Linked DNA regions of Homo sapiens: all the other regions are linked to region 2. A link is a contact called in ENCODE Hi-C or POLR2A ChIA-PET data. All regions are on one chromosome and are shown on one strand. The core of a region is the stretch at or near the end of the contact, and the rest is flanking DNA. Distances in the headings are between cores, read along the strand shown.

Region 1 (2,700 bases), core at 168-2,667, 1.1 Mb after region 2:
AAGGGCTCTCCACTAACAATGACATTCTCTGTAAGTAAACTAGAACCCCATCTCAACTTCTGGTTTGCCCTTGTTCTTTGCTATGTACTAGCCTACTGCACAAACAGGACTGAGGAGGACTCCCTTTACCACCATTATGTTGCAAAAGACTCTGCACTGAGGACCCGATAGGGACCGACTGTGCAAAGCCTGAACTTGGCAGAAGATCCCTGGAGAAGGAGGAGTATGGGGCTCAGAGCTGCTCCCTAAGCTGGGCTGGGGAAGGCTGAAGGCCTCCAGCCTTGCCAGAGGGAGATCCAGGTGTGCTTCAGCGGCAAGGACATGTGTTACCTTAAGCAACTGCAGCGCTAACTTAAGCATGTGCTCCTATGGCTATCGTCAACCTAGAAATCCCTTTCACTTTGGGGCGTCACACCTGTAAGCTCAGAACTATCTGAGATCCGCTGCGAGAGCCTGGATCACGATTCCCAAAAAGAAAAGCCTCCTAGTTTATTCGAGAGTAGGAAGTCATTATTTTCTGTGAAGGAAACTGGAATTGGAGAGGGAGGACCCTGGTACACTTTGGCAGAGAGGCTCCTCTCTCTTATCTAAGTATCTCCTCATCCCTCACTGCCTTTCCACCAGACCTCCAGTCCCCGCGGGCTTCCCTTTCTACCTGCCAATGTGGACTCGAGGTCAAGTGTCCCCTGGGCTAGTCTCCTTACATGGGCAAACGGGCTACGCGGGTGACAAACGCGGCGCAACGCCTCCGACCACAACACGTGTATTTTACAGCGCTGGGCGCGGCACAGGGCTCAGTTTAAGGAGCCTCCATAGAACGAGCGTGGCTCAGGACCAGGTCCCTAATGCTAGGAAATTGACGAGGTCAACAGCAGGGCGAGAAACTCTGAATACATTACACACCCTTCCTTCTTGGGAGTGGCAGTCCCCCGTCGCCACTTCACTCGCAGCCATCTATATGCCAAGGGCTCACACCAGACAAGTGTCTGTGAGCACGCCTCAACTTTAATCCTACCCCGCCGTGTCCACTGGTGCGGCTGCCCCCAGTCGAGGGTTCACCTGGGCGCTCCGCGGTGCCGGGGGCACACAGCCAGGGAGGGCGCTCTTACCAGAGAAGTCGGTGAGCGCTGAGATCTCTTTGGAGCAGACCAGGACAGTGCAGTAGAAGAGGCGCAGGAGCTGCCCCGGCGGCTCTACCTGCCGGCGGAGGCCGGGATGCTGCACGGGCTGGGGCGTCGGCGGTTGGCGTGCGCGTCCCGGCAGAAGCATCGTGCGCTGCGCGGCGGGGCGGAGGCGCAGGCCCGGGACGCGCTGGGGGTCGCAGGGCTAAGGACGGCGTCACATGGCGGGGAGAATCGATGGCCAGCGGCTCCGCGGCCCCCCGCCGCCTCCCTGCCCAGGCTGCCAGAGCCTCCTCCCCTGCGCGGGCCAGCCCAGGCGCCCCAGCAAAGGGGAGGGGGCGGAGAACTGGGGCGGGGCGAGGATCCCCGAAAAGGATCCGCGTAGTTTCCCCGAGAGGAAATCTCCGTTGCCGCCGTGCCGGAGGAAGCGAGGGGGGCCGTAGGGAAAGCGCAGCCTTCGCGCGCCCCGCGGCTGCCCAGGCCGATCCCTGGCGCGCTGCCCACCGCGGAGGGCGCCCCCAGTAGCGCGCCCCGGGCCGCGCACCTTGAGCGCCTTCCACACCCGGGAAACAGCCGGGCACCCGTGGCCCTGCCCGCGCTGGCCGGGTGCCAGCCTCGCCCTGGCGGCAGAAGGAGCGCGGCCGGTGCCCGTGACGCACTTTGGAGCCAGCGCCGCGCGTGCAGCTGGGGCGCCCCCGGGGCGGGGCCGATCGGGGGCCGCAGGAAGGTGGGGTCCTGGAGGCGTGGGATCGCACCGCTGCCATCCCCGCCACCCGCCGCGCGCCACGTGCAGTCACCCGGCACATACAGTTATCGCCATTCCACAGAAGAGGAGACTGAGCCCCGGCGCCGTGCCCAAGCTCTCGCAGCCAGGACGGCGACGAGCTGGAGGTCTCAAAACCGGTCAGATGGCTCCGGAGCCGGGATCTTTAGCTCCAGCTCGGCTTCCTTTGGGTGCTGGTTGTCCGCAGCGCTGGGGGATCTGACACTGCACCGGCGCAAACAGCCGCCGAGCGCTAATAATTGGGCTTTGTTTTAAAGTGGGCCACAGCATCTTTCTGAACCTCTAGACTGTGCGCGGGGTGACCCACGTTCGGACGCCCAGCCAGTGGCCTAGGAGTGGCCTGCGTAGCCCCAACTCAAGGGTATCGAGGACAAGTGCGCGAGGGGCTCCGTGGCTGCTTGCCGGGTGCGGGTACCTGGCGCCCAGCGACCCAAACCCTATGGATCGCGCGGGGCCGGCGGAAGGGAGGAGGGCGGGCGCTAGGCACACAGTGTTCCCGAACCCGGCGGGAGGGCCTGCCAAGTTCGCGGCGGGCGTGACGCGGAAACGTAGATAATGAGGCCCAGGGCGGGGCCGGACGCACTGCCCCGCGGGCTCCAGAGCTGCGAACGCCCCAGAGTGTGCAGGGAGGCCTGCAGAAAGAAAATGCGGCTGAGGGTCCCCGTGGGACCCACTCAGAGGTGGGCCGTAAAGATCCCGGAAGGGTGGATGGCATTAGATACCACCTAGTACTCCAGCAAGGGCTGGGTCACCGAATTGGGATCTCGGCCTCTTCTTCCAGTCTGGGGAAAAGTG
Region 2 (2,700 bases), core at 157-2,656:
AAATGGTACATGCAACCCCCGCCCCTTTCAAAAGGTTCTTAAAGAGAGGAGAGTGTTCCCTTCTGTATCCTCTCTTCTGGTGGAATGCCAGCATTGTGACATATTTCAAAAGTAAATTATTCAGCACATATTTATTGAACACCTAGATCCTAGCCCATGTATAAGAGCTATAGGAGAACATTATCCAGGATGGCATTTTTGGTGATAATTCCATGATACAAAACCTTTTACTTCATTATGCCTCAAGTAAAATGCTTTTTAGATTTCCACTGATAATAACTCTACTTGGCTGGGCACAGTGGCCCACGCTTGTAATCCCAGCATTTTGGGAGGCAGAGGCGGGTGGATCACCTGAGGTCAGGAGTTCAGGATCAGCCAGGTGAAATCCCGTCTCTACTAAAAATACACAAATTAGCCAAGCATGGTGGTGCGCACCTGTAATCCCAGCTACTCGGAAGGCTGAGGTGGGAGGATTGATTGAGCGTGGGAGGTAAGAGGCTGCAGTGAGCCAAGATCACACCACTGCACTCCACCCTGGACAACAGAGCAAGACCCTGTCTCAAAACAAACAAACAAACCACCCAAAAAACAAAGCTCGACTTTCCCCCAAACAACTAAATGGTTATAGGCATTTCTGTAGGAAATTTAGACGGGGCTTCCAAACGCTGTTAAAGTTATGTTGAAAATCCAAGAGGCTGAAAGATATCTGACTATAAGAAAGACGAAAAAAAAAAAAAAAGACAAAAATCTACGTGAATAGACGGGAGAGCGCCGAGCGAAATCAGAAGACTAGTTGTATTGTGAGGATCACCTCGGGTAACCAGCACTCGCTGGGTAGCCCTGGTTTACTAACTTCAACTTTCTGGGGCTCCATTTCTGAATTGAGGGGATTAGAAAAAGGCATCTCTAAAGACCCTCCGTTCCCGAGAACCCTCCCGGAGCACCTTCCCTACTCTGGGCAGCTCGCAGACAGACAAGACTGATCGGCCATAGGCGAAGGGAAACCCTGGTCCCCCGGGTCTCGAGCTCCGTCCGCACGTAATCTCACGGTACTGCACTTCAAGTCAGCGTGCAGAAACGCAGCAGTGGGAGCCCGGCGGCGGCCGCCCACCGGCAGGGGACAGGAGAGGCCCGTCCCGCTCTGCCCGGAACCGTAGATAGCTGGGTCTGAACTCCGGCTCCGGGAGGCCTGCAGAGCAGCCCACCCCGTCCCTCGGAGCTCGCCCTGCCCCCGGCCGGCCACTTGCTGCACGCCGATTGGTCGCGAGGAGCGCCCGGCGTCCCGCTGCGCCCAGCCAACGCCCTCTCCCCGCCCCCTCGCGTCCCGCCCCGCCCCCGGCCGGCCACTTGCTGCGCTCCGATTGGTCGCTGCGGTGCACACGGCGCCTCGCCCCGCCTCACCGGCGCTCTATCCTCGCGTCTGCTCCCAGCTCCGGGCTCCCGGGGCTGAGGTGGAGCCGCGGGACGCCGGCAGGGTTGTGGCGCAGCAGTCTCCTTCCTGCGCGCGCGCCTGAAGTCGGCGTGGGCGTTTGAGGAAGCTGGGTGAGTCCTGTCTGTGGGTCTCCGGCGCCAGGCAACCGTAGAGGGCTCGCGCCCGCCGCCCGCGCGTAAGGAGGCTCCCTCGTCGGGCCCTGTCCGGCCCGGCCTTCTGGGGGCTGTGGGGCCGTCCAGCCGGGTTTTCCCTGCGTTCGGCGCCGGCCTGCAGACTCGGGCCCGCGGAGCCCCCGCCGCCCCTTCTTGCCCCTGCCCGCGTCCCTTCGGGCCGACCGTGACCGTGGCGCCGCCGCGACCCGCAAGCAGCCCGGGGAGGCTGCCCTGCCGCGCTGTCACGCCGTCAGGTTGCGTTCCTGGGGAGGGCTGGAGAGGCTCCATCTCGTGCCTTTCACCTTCTCGCGCGGCGGGCACGGAGGCGACGGTTTTCGGGACGCCCTGCTGCGGCCGCGACGCCCTCCCGAGGCCGGAGCGAGGGCCCCGGGGCGGCTCCAGCCCTTCTTCGCCCCTCCCGTTTGCCCCGAACCATTGCTAGGAGCCTGTGTTTTCTGCACTTTTCTGATTTCATTCTTACGAGAGTCAAGTACAGAGGCGGGAGGGGAAAGGGAAGGGGAACAACATTCTTTCGAGAATTATAAACCTTGAGCTCCGTTAAATAAGTAGCAGCAGAGCATTGTCACTGGAGCAGTGGTAGTCGCGGGTAGGACCGTTTCGGTTTTTAGCCAATAGGCTGGTTAAAGGTACTTAAAACAGTAAGTTGGAAGGTGCTGAAATTCTAAGGTAAATACGTGACCTTTCAAAACCAAAGCAGTGAGACGGGCTAGGCTGGGCTGCTCCCCGCTGCGCGTGCCTGGGTCGGGGGGTGCGGAGGGGCAGGGGGCGGAGGCCTCGGACGGGACGGGGTGGGAGGGAAGTGGCATCCGCATCGTCTTACATCGCGCTGTAAGACCCGATTTTCTCTTTTCGGAGGATCCCATCTCCCTTCTCAGACTCTTCATCCTACCTGCACTGTGGATCCCTTGACACTTCAGAGGCTCTGAACTCTCAGGCCGGTCACACTTTTTCATCATTTTGTTTCTTGTCTTTTAAACCTGCATGCATTTCAAACGTAGAGCAAACATTAAACTTTTTTTTTAAACTGAAGATAGTGGTGCAAGACTTTGTTATTGAAATGCAAACCAAAAGTTATCTTGAATATTTATCGCGCTG
Region 3 (2,700 bases), core at 159-2,658, 1.2 Mb after region 2:
CTTGGGAGGCTGAGGCAGGAGGATCGCTTGAGGCCAGGAGTTCGAGACCAGCCTGGGCAACATACTGAAACATCATCTCTGAAAAAATAAAGAAAAGAAAAAAAAAAGCAGAAGGAAGGAAGGGAATTCTATGGGTAAAAAAAAAAAGCCTAAATTATCTAAAGCATTTTCTTCCAGTAAGAAGGTGATTAACATGAGCATGGTGTGCCAGGGTTTACAAAGTATTTTCATGAATATTAGAAAACTCGATCCTCATGAACAACTTGGTGTAGTACTGAAGAAACAGACTCCATTTACTCCATGAAGAATTAGACTCAGGGAAGGCAAACAGCCTTTTCCACAGTTCCCTACACTGTTACTACCTTGTGGAGGGAGGGGTAAGTTAACCAGGACCACTGACTCCAAAGCTTTTGCTTTTTGCTAGTGGCTGTAAGCACTAAAATTGGAAGTACATTTACATAAATAGTTTATGCAACCAAGCAAAATAGGCAGTGACTTGGGGGACACCCAGAGCGTAGTAGGAACAGAGTAGGTCCTTGCAGGTAGCTTTCTTCCCAGGTATACCACCAGACTGTCTGTGGTGCAGCTGGCTGGTTCCCCGCCAGCTTTCCCTCCTGACCTACGGTGTTTTAGGCAGAGGCTGGCTTTCTGGGGCAGCTGAGGAAATCTGTCCTTATCATCAACAAGGGATGCTTCTTCCTTGCAAGGACGAATTGTTCCTTGATCCAAGCAGCAGGGACACTTCCAGGCTTTCCAGGGGCACTGCTGCTTCCTCAACTTTTTCCTTGCAGTGACAGCCTGAGTGATCCGGGGCCCTTCCCAGGGTCTCATTCCAGGGATAGCAGTGCGCAAAAGGACCCTGTGATGAGGGACTCCTCTATCCCCTTCCTTCTCCACTTCATGGAAAGGAGGTCCCCAGGAGCCGACAAAATAGAGCAGTGGTCATCAAAAGTGGAGCTGCTTATATACAACTATAATTAGTCCACTTACAAAAAAGAAGAAAAAGGGTGGTGGTCTGGCACAGTGGCTTACGCTTGCGATCCTGGCATTTTGGGAGGCCGAGTAGGGAAGATCGCTTAAGGCTAGGAGTTCGAGACCGGCAACATAGAAAAACTCCCCCCCCCACCCCCCAAAAAAGGTTGGGCTGCCAATACTGACAGCGTGGGCACGCCTAGGAGCTTGTTAGAAATGCAGATTCTCGGGCTAACCTGCTACCTGCTGAACCAGAGTCTGCGAAGATGGAACCTGGCGATCTGCTTAAGAAGCTCGCCAGGCGGTTCTTAGACACTCAAGCTTGCAACCCGTAACTTTCTCAGTGACGCTGCCCCTCCCACGGAAAGGGGTGAATAATCCTTAGGAAGACAAGCAAACAGGTCTGCATCATCAATTTCTTCAGGCTGGAAAACCTGACGCAGGCGCAGTGACTATCACGCTTGGCCAAGGCCGCACGGCGCGCATGCGCACTAGAGGCCGCCCGCCGTCCCGCCCCCTTCAGGCTTTTGCCCCTTCTCGGCCTCCGCCACCGCTCCCCGCCCCGCGCATGAGCAGCGGCGGTTTTTTTTCCCATGGCGCTCTGGGGCGCGGGCGATTTGTAGGTAATGGCAGGCGTTCGGTCACTGAGGTGTAGCAGAGGATGCGCTGGCGGCTGTGAGTGCGGCGACAAGGGCAAATGCAGCGACTCCTCGCTGTTGGGCAAGAGACTCTCCGAAGACTCGAGCCGCCACCAGCTGTTGCAGAAGTGGGCGAGCATGTGGAGCTCCATGAGCGAAGACGCGTCGGTGGCCGACATGGAGAGGGCGCAGCTGGAGGAGGAGGCGGCGGCTGCGGAGGAGAGGCCGCTGGTGTTCCTGTGCTCCGGCTGCCGGCGGCCGCTGGGCGACTCGCTGAGCTGGGTGGCCAGCCAGGAGGACACCAACTGCATCCTGCTTCGCTGTCAGTTGGGTCGAGCCGGGCAGGGGGGGCGTGGGGTCGCCTTCTTCCAGGGGTGCCGCGCGTGGGCGGCCCGGGAGGAGGCGGGGGCTCCTTGGGGCTGCCCAGGGACTTTAAGAGCAAAAAGTCTGAGAGTGTGAGCTGTGGCAGGAAAAGGGGAGGAGGGTCACCCCTCCACTTTGGCTCTCGGGCGGTGGGTTCTTTTCTGGGGTCCCCGATCCCAGAAGAGCAGTGGTTGAATCAGCATCATCGTGAGCATTACTCAGAAACAAAGGGCGACAAAGAATAACACTTTTAAAGACCCTAAAAAAAGAGAAACAAATGGTCAACTAGACTGTAAGCACTTGAGGTGCAGCCAGTACTATTACTCCCCATAGAAATTAGCAGGCTGTTGGTGTATCAGCGGATGCCTCTACAGCCTCCAGTGATAGAGCCGCAGAGTTGACGGAACACAGTGCTATAGGGAAGAAAGGGAAGGAAACTTGCAATAAAAGCACCAACAACCCCATGAAAACTGGCGAGGAAGGAGGATGTAGCAAAAGAGTTCAGAAGAAGGCAGGAATTAGTTTCTAATCCTGGTTCTAGCAGTTACCTCTTACCTCTGTTGTTCCACTGTTCCCTCATTTTGATGTTTTTGCAGTATTTAGGGATAAAGTGGTTCACATATTTTTTATGAATTGGTGTAAGAATGGCTGTTGTTTTTGGATTGTGATTTTTCAAGATGAAGTTTTTTCTGTCTTTGAATGCCGTAAATGTTCCGATGGCAGTAAT

Evidence for each region. A loop is a pair of places that touch in the nucleus more often than their neighbours do. ChIA-PET counts read pairs that join two places held with the same protein, here RNA polymerase II (POLR2A). Pooled maps may share reads with other maps.
Region 1: a loop to region 2 is called in a map of naive thymus-derived CD4-positive, alpha-beta T cell, with 9 times the contacts of the local background. The contact joins the promoter of EVA1C here to the promoter of TMEM50B in region 2. A Hi-C loop is called at or near these places in 1 of 168 maps with a recorded cell type or tissue (naive thymus-derived CD4-positive, alpha-beta T cell) and 5 of 50 pooled maps. POLR2A ChIA-PET finds 5 or more read pairs at or near these places in 2 of 52 experiments (CD4-positive, alpha-beta T cell and MCF 10A).
Region 3: a loop to region 2 is called in a map of naive thymus-derived CD4-positive, alpha-beta T cell, with 14 times the contacts of the local background. The contact joins the promoter of MIS18A-AS1 here to the promoter of TMEM50B in region 2. A Hi-C loop is called at or near these places in 1 of 168 maps with a recorded cell type or tissue (naive thymus-derived CD4-positive, alpha-beta T cell) and 9 of 50 pooled maps. POLR2A ChIA-PET finds 5 or more read pairs at or near these places in 1 of 52 experiments (activated naive CD8-positive, alpha-beta T cell).

Annotation. Positions count from the first base shown.
Region 1 is chr21:32,411,423-32,414,122 of GRCh38, reverse strand. It overlaps EVA1C (eva-1 homolog C), which reads right to left and starts at 1,417. Exons shown (of 8, transcript NM_058187.5): 1 at 1,110-1,417. The coding sequence starts at 1,269.
Region 2 is chr21:33,478,680-33,481,379 of GRCh38, reverse strand. It overlaps TMEM50B (transmembrane protein 50B), which reads left to right and starts at 1,406. Exons shown (of 7, transcript NM_006134.7): 1 at 1,406-1,542.
Region 3 is chr21:32,277,913-32,280,612 of GRCh38, reverse strand. MIS18A-AS1 (MIS18A antisense RNA 1) reads right to left here and starts at 1,408. Exons shown (of 1, transcript NR_046576.1): 1 at 1-1,408. It overlaps MIS18A (MIS18 kinetochore protein A), which reads left to right and starts at 1,564. Exons shown (of 5, transcript NM_018944.3): 1 at 1,564-1,932. The coding sequence starts at 1,599. RefSeq lists enhancers at 1,151-1,370, 1,314-1,813, 1,814-2,315.